2 separate regions of the Homo sapiens genome follow, and region 1 is linked to region 2. Evidence: chromatin contacts called from ENCODE Hi-C or POLR2A ChIA-PET data. All regions are on one chromosome and are shown on one strand. Each heading gives the region's core, a stretch centred on a gene start or an enhancer-like site at or near the end of the contact. The rest is flanking DNA. Distances are from core to core; before and after follow the strand shown. Region 1 holds the start of LINC01549 (long intergenic non-protein coding RNA 1549). Region 2 has its middle 51 kb from the start of LINC01549.

Evidence for each region. A loop is a pair of places that touch in the nucleus more often than their neighbours do. ChIA-PET counts read pairs that join two places held with the same protein, here RNA polymerase II (POLR2A). Pooled maps may share reads with other maps.
Region 1: a pooled map of ovary shows a loop between it and region 2 (2.0-fold over the local background). The contact joins the promoter of LINC01549 here to the enhancer-like site in region 2. A Hi-C loop is called at or near these places in 4 of 168 maps with a recorded cell type or tissue (HepG2, PC-9 and heart right ventricle), 1 of 37 single-sample maps with no recorded cell type and 2 of 50 pooled maps. POLR2A ChIA-PET finds 5 or more read pairs at or near these places in 3 of 52 experiments (CD4-positive, alpha-beta memory T cell, OCI-LY7 and endothelial cell of umbilical vein).

Annotation. Positions count from the first base shown.
Region 1 is chr21:17,436,456-17,440,983 of GRCh38, forward strand. LINC01549 (long intergenic non-protein coding RNA 1549) reads left to right here and starts at 2,435. Exons shown (of 4, transcript NR_037586.1): 1 at 2,435-2,542. RefSeq lists an enhancer at 2,064-2,647.
Region 2 is chr21:17,385,671-17,390,312 of GRCh38, forward strand. No RefSeq gene overlaps it. Among named protein-coding and RNA genes, the nearest start is that of LINC01549, 51 kb to the right of the region's middle. Within about 2 kb of position 2,711, at least 2 of the 41 ENCODE cell types and tissues checked have a DNase peak (open chromatin) inside an H3K27ac peak, as active enhancers do; they include OCI-LY7, where a contact is called at or near this core.

The DNA of each region.
Region 1 (4,528 bases), core at 1,185-3,684, 51 kb after region 2:
TTAGTACTCTGAAAGCAACCATTTAAGATGGAATACTCCTCTGTATCTAAAATATGACAGATGTCTCCAAGTCTTCAGACCGGGTTAACCAGAGGAGAGAAGGGCCTGGGAAGAAAAGACAAAAAAGTAGGCAGTGAGACCCATTTCATTCCAGTTTCCCAGAGATGGTGGGAGAGAAAGGACAGAACAGTACAGACTCATCAGGAACAATTCAGTGCCCAGTTACGACATGTTTAAACACTGCCTTTTTTGTGTTTTTTCGGCAATCCTGAGATGGGAGGGTGCCACACATTTCTTCATTTGGAGAAACTGAGCTCCTAAAAGATTAGATAGAAGTAAAACTGGTAACAGCAGCCAAACTTTTCAATAGTCGTCTCTCTCCTAGAGCAATGCTCTGTGGAAGGGAGAGAAAACTATGTTGCCTCCCTAATGATAATGTGCTGATTCTGTTTGTTTAACTAAAGCTGCACCAGATTAGCAGACCATAATTACAGCTAAAATCCTTGTCTCTGATACAGTTGACAGAATGTCTGTTTCACTGAGCTGAACTCCCAGGAAAGGCTTTACTCAAGGTTAAGCCAGGCTGCCTGAAAGCAATAGTGCTGTTTCAGTGCTACACTGGATACTTTATCTGAGCAGCGGGATTTCCTACACTTGGGTTTCACATGGTTTACTTTGATTTCTTGGGGCGATAAGGACGTTTGCTCCTCTTTGAAAGGTTGTGTTAGTGGCCATACCATTGTAAAACCTTAAGAACTTTCTTTTGTGTCTGGATATGAAGATATCTGCCTTTTTCTTGATATACAACTTTACTAGGACTTCTTTTAGGGAAATCCCCCCTCCATCCCCCAGTTCTTTCCTTGCCTTTCAGCTTTGCAGAACGCAATGAAGTCTGTCATTAATAATCTTTCCTTGACCAGGCGCAGTGGCTCACAACTGTAATCCCAGCACTTTGGGAGGCCAAGACGTGTGGATCACCTGAGGTCAGGAGTTTGAGACCAGCCTGGCCAACATGGCGAAACCCCTTCTCAACTACAAAAACAAAAATTAGCCCGGCGTGGTGGCGGGTAGCTGGAATCCCAGCTACCCAGGAGGCTGAGGCAGAAGAATCGCTTGAACCCGGGAGGCGAAGATTGCAGTGAGCCGAGATCCGGCCACTGCACTCCACCCTAGATGACAAGGGTGAAACTCCATCTCAAAATAATAGTAATAATAAATCTTTCCTTTATCTAGTCAACTTTGAATGTTATGCTTAATTCCTTGAGACCTAGAAATGGAATTCACTGTGTTTGTTTGATCACTGGTGGTTTTCTATAGTGGATCGAGGAATGTTCTCACCTCTTGCCAGAATCTTTTAAATAGTCCTGCTCTCTTCTCTGTCAGGTCGCTTCTCTATTCACTCTCATCTACTTTGTGAATCATAAGGCAAATTGTCAATGAATTTGACTAAAATTTCAAGAAATAAATCAAGGTGAGAAAAGTAAGCTGACAACAGAGTTGAGAATAAAAGGGGAAGTATTTGACTGGGTCTGTTTTGCTTCCCCGCCCAAAACCATCCCAGACGTTCCTTAAATAGAGCCCACAGTTTGTGGGCTTTCTAATGAATAGTGGCCAAGAGGCAGCCTCACATTTGAGGCATGCTATTACCATTTTTTCTTCATTCCCTCTCCTTAATTAGGGTCTTTAAAGGGAGGCTGCCCTCAGATTCTGACAAACAGTATTAGCTTCCTCATAATGCAATGCCTGATCCTGGAGCTATTTTTCAGGATGGTTTGCACTGAGTCTGTGACATTGTCTATATTTCTAGAATGCAGGAGGAATACCTCAACAGAGAATTAGCTGTGGAGGTTCTAAAAAGCCTATTCCTGAAGGCCTGAAGAACTGATTTTAATAACCCATAATAATACGGGAGGGAGATAGAGTTGACTAATTTTCAGTTTCACAGTTTGGCTAATGCCTACAGTAAGATGTATTTTACCTGTACCAAACACACACACACCAAAAAATTCATGAAACAATATTTATCCCTTTTCCATGCAATTCCTTCTATTTTCCATTCTAATTTATTTCAGTTTCTAAATGCAAACCTCCACCCACTGAATTGATTCTCTCACACTAAAGAGTGGCAACCCACTGTTTGAAAAGCACTCAATGGGATGCCCTTTATTTTTCTAACCCTGTAATTCAATATAGAGAGACTCTGAATTGAGGACAAGCCTGATGAGTTTGAGGTATGGAATAAAGGAATCTGATCGGCTCCGGGTTTGTTGTGTTTTTAAATCTTCCTGTGTGTTCATTCTCTTCACCACAGAGAGGACTCTATTATCTTTGCTCAAAGAGCAGACAGTGCTCTAGCTGTTTTCCCCTGCTTAGCTTTGATCCCTGCAGCCATGCTCAGCCCTTCCCCCAAGCCCTCCCTTCCAGATGGATTGAGGCTGTTGAGACTCCAGGGGTGTTCGGGGCTGGGAGCCTGCTGAGTGTTCCCTGTTCCCACCTCCAATCTGCTCCATCCTCCAGCTGCATTTCATTCCGGATCTACCAGGTTAATGGGATTATCGTTCTTCTCTGTTATTCTGTTATTTCATATAGGGTGAATCAGTTTGTTCCTGGGACAATTTTTAGATGGTTGCTGAGATGACAAAAATGGATGGGGATTTTATTTTAGGAATAAGTGTTCTTCATCAGCCAGGATTTAATCTGGGAAGAATTTATTCACTCTCAAATGGGTTACTTTTTGAAGTGACTTAAAAATAAGATTTTTTTGGCTGGGTGTGGTGGCTCACACCTGTAATCCAGCACTTTTGGAATCTGAGGCAGAAGGATTGCTTGAGCCCAGGAATTCAAAACCAGCCTGGGCAACATATTGAGACCCAGTCTCTATTATTTAAAAAAAAAAAATTTAAATAAGATTGTTTTATCAGATAAAAGCAAAGCATACCTTAAGGCACAACTCATGTTTTAATGCCTATATCATCATCGAATCAACCATACAACATTTTAGCTTCAAATTTTAATTTTGGTTAGAAAGATAAAGTGATAGACTGATTATATCATTTATTTTATTCATTATATTCAACAACATTTGCTCAGTACTTATTGGATACAGAGCACATTTATTGACCTCAAGATATCTAGACCTTTAGAAGGGAGTTTTTTTTAAATGCCTACAGATAGCCATTATATAAAATAAGATTTTAATAAGTGACTATACACAGTATAGTTCATAGCCTAATCATAGTATCTCCTCCTTTTCAGAACTTGTAAGAGTGAAAAGAGAAATTACTCATTCCTAGTGTATCTGTTTTTTCAGGACATGAGATTGCCAAATTTCTGTATTCTTCATTTTAATTAAATGCATGATTGATTGACTGAATGGATGCTGACTGTCTATTTGGTGCCATGTGCTATAAATGTGATGAAATGATCTTCCTATTGATCTTTCTTTGGTTTCTTGATGTTTGTCTCAAAAGAATTGACTTCCCAATACCTGGAACGCATGAGGGTGGAGAGAGACTGAAAAATGGAAAGAAAGAGGCATGAAATAAGGCTACTGGGGACTCGGGTTTTTCCTTCCTCTCTGATTGTCCAAATCCAATAGAAATATAAAGTGAGGCTGGGTGCGGTGGCTCATGCCTGTAATCCCAGCAGTTTGGGAGGCCAAGGTGGGTGGATCACCTGAGGTCAGGAGTTTGAGACCAGCTTGGCCAACATGGTGAAACCCCATCTCTACTAAAAATGCAAAAAATTAGCCAGGAGTGGTGGAACACACTTGTAATCCCAGCTACTCGGGAGGCTAAGGCAGGAGAATCGCTTGATCCTGGGAGACAGAGGTTGCAGTGAGCCGAGATCACACCACTGCACTCCAGCCTGGGCAATAGAGCAAGACTCCATCTTGGAAAAAAAAAAAGACATATAAAGTGATATAAAATATAAAATTTTAAACTATAGTAGCTACAATTGAAAAAGTCAAAAGAAACATAAAATTTATTTTTAACAACATATCTTGTACAATCTAATATATCTAAAATATTATCTTTACAATGTGAAATCAACATAAAAAACATTAGTGAGATATTTTACATTCTTTCAGGTATTTTTGGACTATTATCTTCAAAACCTGGCATGTATTCTTCACTAACAGCACATCTCAATTTTGATTAACCATATTTCTTGAGTTCAGTAACCACAAATCACTAGTGGCTGTCATATTGAACAACATAGCCTAGATAAAGAAGCAAAAGTCAAGGAAAATCTAGATAGTTAATAAATTTCTTTAATATTTAGAGGAAGGGACTCTTACTTCATGGGGTAGGAGGAAACCTGAAAACCAGTTTTCTCTTTCTGCTGATGGAGAAATGGGAGTTGCCAACTCAAGATCCACTCCTTTCTCTTCCAGCCTCTCAGACGTGGGGAAATGAGATAGAGCTGGAGCTGAACCTCTCCTACTTCTCTCCAGCACCCCAGAATTAAATCTGCTCTGAGGAAAATAAAGGCAACTCTACAGTCCTCACATTAGTATCATGACTTG
Region 2 (4,642 bases), core at 1,461-3,960:
CCAAAAGAATTCATAGGATATAGATTTTCTTTTGATATAAGCTAAGTGTCCAAGCTGTTCTGGGCATAGCTATTCCTCATCTGTTACATTTGCAAACTACCTTCAAGAATGATGGCTTGTGACTCATGATTATAAGAAATAACTAGGAACAGATGTAATTCCTAAATTACTTCTTACATGTTGGAAAATTCATTTTTCTATTACATTAGTTATTATCTAAGTAAAGCTAATACATTGTCTTTTAGGGTTACTTGCTGATCAATTGAGTGAAAAAAATTGTATTAATTAGAAATTTTTATTCCCACTCTTCTGGCTTCCTGTAAGTAGATACCTATTGACTTCTCTGTAAGTGAATATACTTCTGGAACTAGGAAAACCCAACTCCAGTCTACTGTGGAGTACAGACATTTGTGAGCTAAATTCATATTTGAAATGACATGCGGATAGGTTTATGATCCTAAAATTCTACCAAGTTTATATGTTTCTACATACTACACTTATCTGTAAAAGTGTAAACCAATTGTTTTTAACTCACGTTAAAGATAAGTTGAGATCATTTTGCATTTTCAAACATTAGGGTCTCTATTAACTGCATTGTCAGTTAAAAAGGTCCTCCTCTATTCATTACTAATCAGCCTTGGAGAATAGATGGCTGGCAATTTCAAAGACAAGGTGAAGTGAACACTTGGAGAAATCTTCTTAGTGAAAAATGATTCATTGTTTTGAGAGGCAATAATGTCACAGTCCTCTGAGACAAAAAGAGAATCCTTACTACAAGAACAAATAGTAATTAGCAAATTTGCAAAGCATGGTCGTTATCCTTTTGTTACAGCAATTTATTTTTAGTCCAAGCGACAGTTTATTAGAGCGTTCATTTTAGGAAGCTAGGATAAATTAAGACAGCAAAGCAACTTTACCAGTTCAGCTCTACAGCCCAACCTTGATATGCTTCTTCCTCCTGGAGGCCTTACCTGTTCCCTTGGGATCAAGTAAGAGGCTTTGTGAAGGTTCCCACAGCATCCTAATCCCCAACCCCCATCATTATTCTCTGAACCACACCACACTGGTTCACTTTTCTGAAAGCCTCCTTGCCTCTCTTCAACCCCTCCTCACAGTGCAGTGTTTTGCACTGTTTGTGTTTTAAATATTTGTTTATGAGATGGACAAGAAAGTTGGAAGATGCTGCATTACAGTCAATGTAATTCACTAAATAAGGGCCACCTTATGTTTTTAAGTTGCTTGCATGGCGCTGATGCAATCTGCTTTGAGAAAATGTTATGCTTCATTGAGCTTTTTTTAATGTAATATGGAAAGGTTTTGTTTCTCCTATATGAAAAAAAAAACTACCCAATGCTGCTGAATTTGGCATTAAAAGTCATTGGTGGCGTTCTTTCATTCAAAAAAACTTCAAAAACAAAGCCATAGCGAAGGGTTTAATAGTATTGATAAAGTAAAGAACAAGTACCTTTTAAACACTGTCTCAAGGTAAAGGAAGGCACTTTGTGTTAGTTTTTTTCTGCTATTAAATTATATCAACAGCTACCACTAGAGGGCGCTTGGCCTCTTTTTATTTTTAGTAAACCAACTGCTGCTTTGAAATGGCACCTACTGCCTTCACATATTACTGTATCCATAAGCTGGTATTTCCATTCTTCACTGTATGTGCGAGTTACTTTATTCTTAAATGTTATATTACTCCTCACATATTTCATCTCTATAAGCCAATGATTTCGTTCATGTTTATTGAATACTAGAAAATTATAACTTTCCTCGATGGTGGTTAATTTGAAATGTATTCTTCTCCCCACTGACATACTAAGAAAAAAAAAGTTTCAATGTCAAAACGTAATAAGTTTCTACATTCAAAAAATAGATGAGAATTATTGTATATTCCTAAAAAATTAAGAGAAAAAACATTTAGCAACTATCTTTAACTTAATTACTGATGAGGTACCCAAATTTTGTCAGTGTATGGCACAGTTAGTGTCTCAGTAACTTTTTTCGCATGCTCCAAAAAAAAAAAAGTTCTGTTTATTACATAGTTAGGTTTATGCAACTTAAGAAGTATTTACATTCTAACAACTTACTCGCTGTTTGAAAAAATTACACACATAAACAAATGGGAAAAAAAATTTTTTTTTTTGAGACAGGGTCTCACTGTGTCACCCAGGCTGGACCTAGGCTCCAGTGACCCAAGCTCACTGCAGCCTCGACCTACTGGGCTCAAGTGACCCTCCCACTTCAGCCTCCCAAGTAGCTGGGACTACAGGTGCACACCACCACTCCCTGCTAATTTTTTTTTTTTTTAATTGTAGAGACAATGTCTCATTATGTTGCCCAAGTTGGTCTCAAACTCCTGGGCTCAAGCCGTCCTCCCATCTTGGCCTCCTAAAGTGATGGGATTACAGGCATGAGCCACTGTTCCTGGCCTATTTCATTATCTCACACTGACTATATTAGTTACCCATTGCTTCATAACAAATTACCCCCAACATTTAGTGGCTTAAACAACAAGTCGTTATTATCTCATAGTTTCTGTGGGTCAGGGATGCCAGAGGAGCTTATCTGGATGGCTGTCGCTCAGGATCCCTAATGAGGTTGCCTTCATGATGGTGGCCGGGGATGCAGTCACCAGAAAGGTTACCTGAGGCTGGAGGACCCACTTCTAAGATGGTTCATTCCCATGGCTATTGGCCAGTGGCATCAGCTCCCTGCTGGCTTTTTGCAAAAGAGCTCATTTCCTCTCCACATGGCACACCCACAGGGCTGCTTGAGCATCTTCACATGCTCAAGCCGTGAAGCAGCTGGCTTCCCCAAAACTGAGTGATCAACAGGAAAAAGCAAAGAGGAAGATGAAACGCCTTGTATGATCTAGACTTCTGAGTCTCACACTTGCCCTTCTGCCACATTCTAGTTTTCAAAAGCTAGTTACTAAGTCCAGCCCATATTCAAAGGGAAAGGAATTAGGATTCATCCATTAAAGGGAAGATTGTTAAAGAATTTTGGATACATTTTAACACCATCACAGTTACCAGTGAGGTACATGCACCTATTGGGCACTAGACACCCAACCTTTAGAACCAAATTCACCACCACCACCCTTATTTCCCGTTCCATGTTAATTGTCATATAGTATCTATTTTTTATCACAGCAACTTCTGAAAACCCAGCTTCCAAAGATATGTCTTTTAGAAAAGCATTACAGCACAATCTAAGGTTTAAATTATAAGGTATTTTGAGCCAGTAGTTCATGCAGCAGCCAACAAATGTTTCTGTGTTTTTCTTGAGAATTTTCAATATGTCGTGTGGCCCCTGTGAGGTCACTGCAACTTCTTGGGGTGCCTCAGTGCACAATTTGGGAATCATAAGCTTAATTATCTTTTTCTCAGAGATAAAAATGTAGAGTATGTTTAAAGAAGTCTTTCTAAATACATCAATAATTTCTCTATTATTCATACTCTGGGGATATTATAAAGGAGGCTATTTCTATTCATAGTATGGAAACAAAATGAAAATTTTATTACTTTATAAGTATTTATTTAATATAAAAATATTCTAAGGGCTGGACCTCTTTCCTTTGCCCATTTTAATTGAACAATGGATGGACTATGAAGAAAAAGTAATCCAAGAATAAAAAAATACAAATCAAAGGTTCAGTTTGAAAAAAAATTATCATCCAAGAAATAATCATTTCCTTTTTATATTAAAAAATGTTCTCTTTATTCTCATTTCCCAATATAATAATATTTTAGTGTTAGCCTGGAGTCTGTGCCAAATGATTACACAGTATGTCTACTTCCTGACCCATAGGGAGTTAATCTTCGATAAAAAACAAGCTCAGGTAATGAAAGATCTTCCTGTTAATTGCAAGTGATAGGAAACACACACACACATTTCTCTTACTCCTTCCTGAAACCCCACTAAAATAACAAAAATGATGTGAAAGGGCATAATTCCACAAAAATGAGGAGAACAGAAAAGGTGATTATAGAAGATGATTACTGTACACCAAAAAAAGATGATTATTGTACACAAAATGAAAAGCTTATAACCTTTGGTAAATGGCTTTGGACTCATATATCTCTGCTCTGCTGAGTACCTGAAAAAGAAAAAAACAACTAGAAGAAAGTTGATTCATGAACTCAGAAAACTTCTATCAATAGAGGAACCAGGGGCCTCTGAAGGTGTTAAGTTTGCAAGTAGGGCTGAAAACAGAAGAATTTGTTAAAAGTCTGAAAAAGGAGGTAACAGACTCTTCAGTCTCCTCCCACCGTCCATGCAGGCAGGTGACTACATGTCACAAAAGATGGTAGGTTTCTTATTAATAACATAGACGTTCATTGGATAACATAGATGTTCAATCAGTCTATTTTCAGAAGAGTGAGATTTCTAGTTCCCTTCTGGTAGTAGGCCCTCAGAACAATGACTGTTAGACTTATACTCCATCATAGGAGATAATGAAAATGTCCTTTAGGGAAACTGTCTAGCCCTATGAATACCGACAGCCAAGAATCCCCCAAGACAGCCAGCTCCTGCCTGAGCTCTCTACAGTAAAACCTGACACACTTGATAAGCTTCACAGGAACATGGGACTTCTTTTTTTTTTTTTTTTTTTTTTTTTTTTGATGGAGTCTCACTCTGT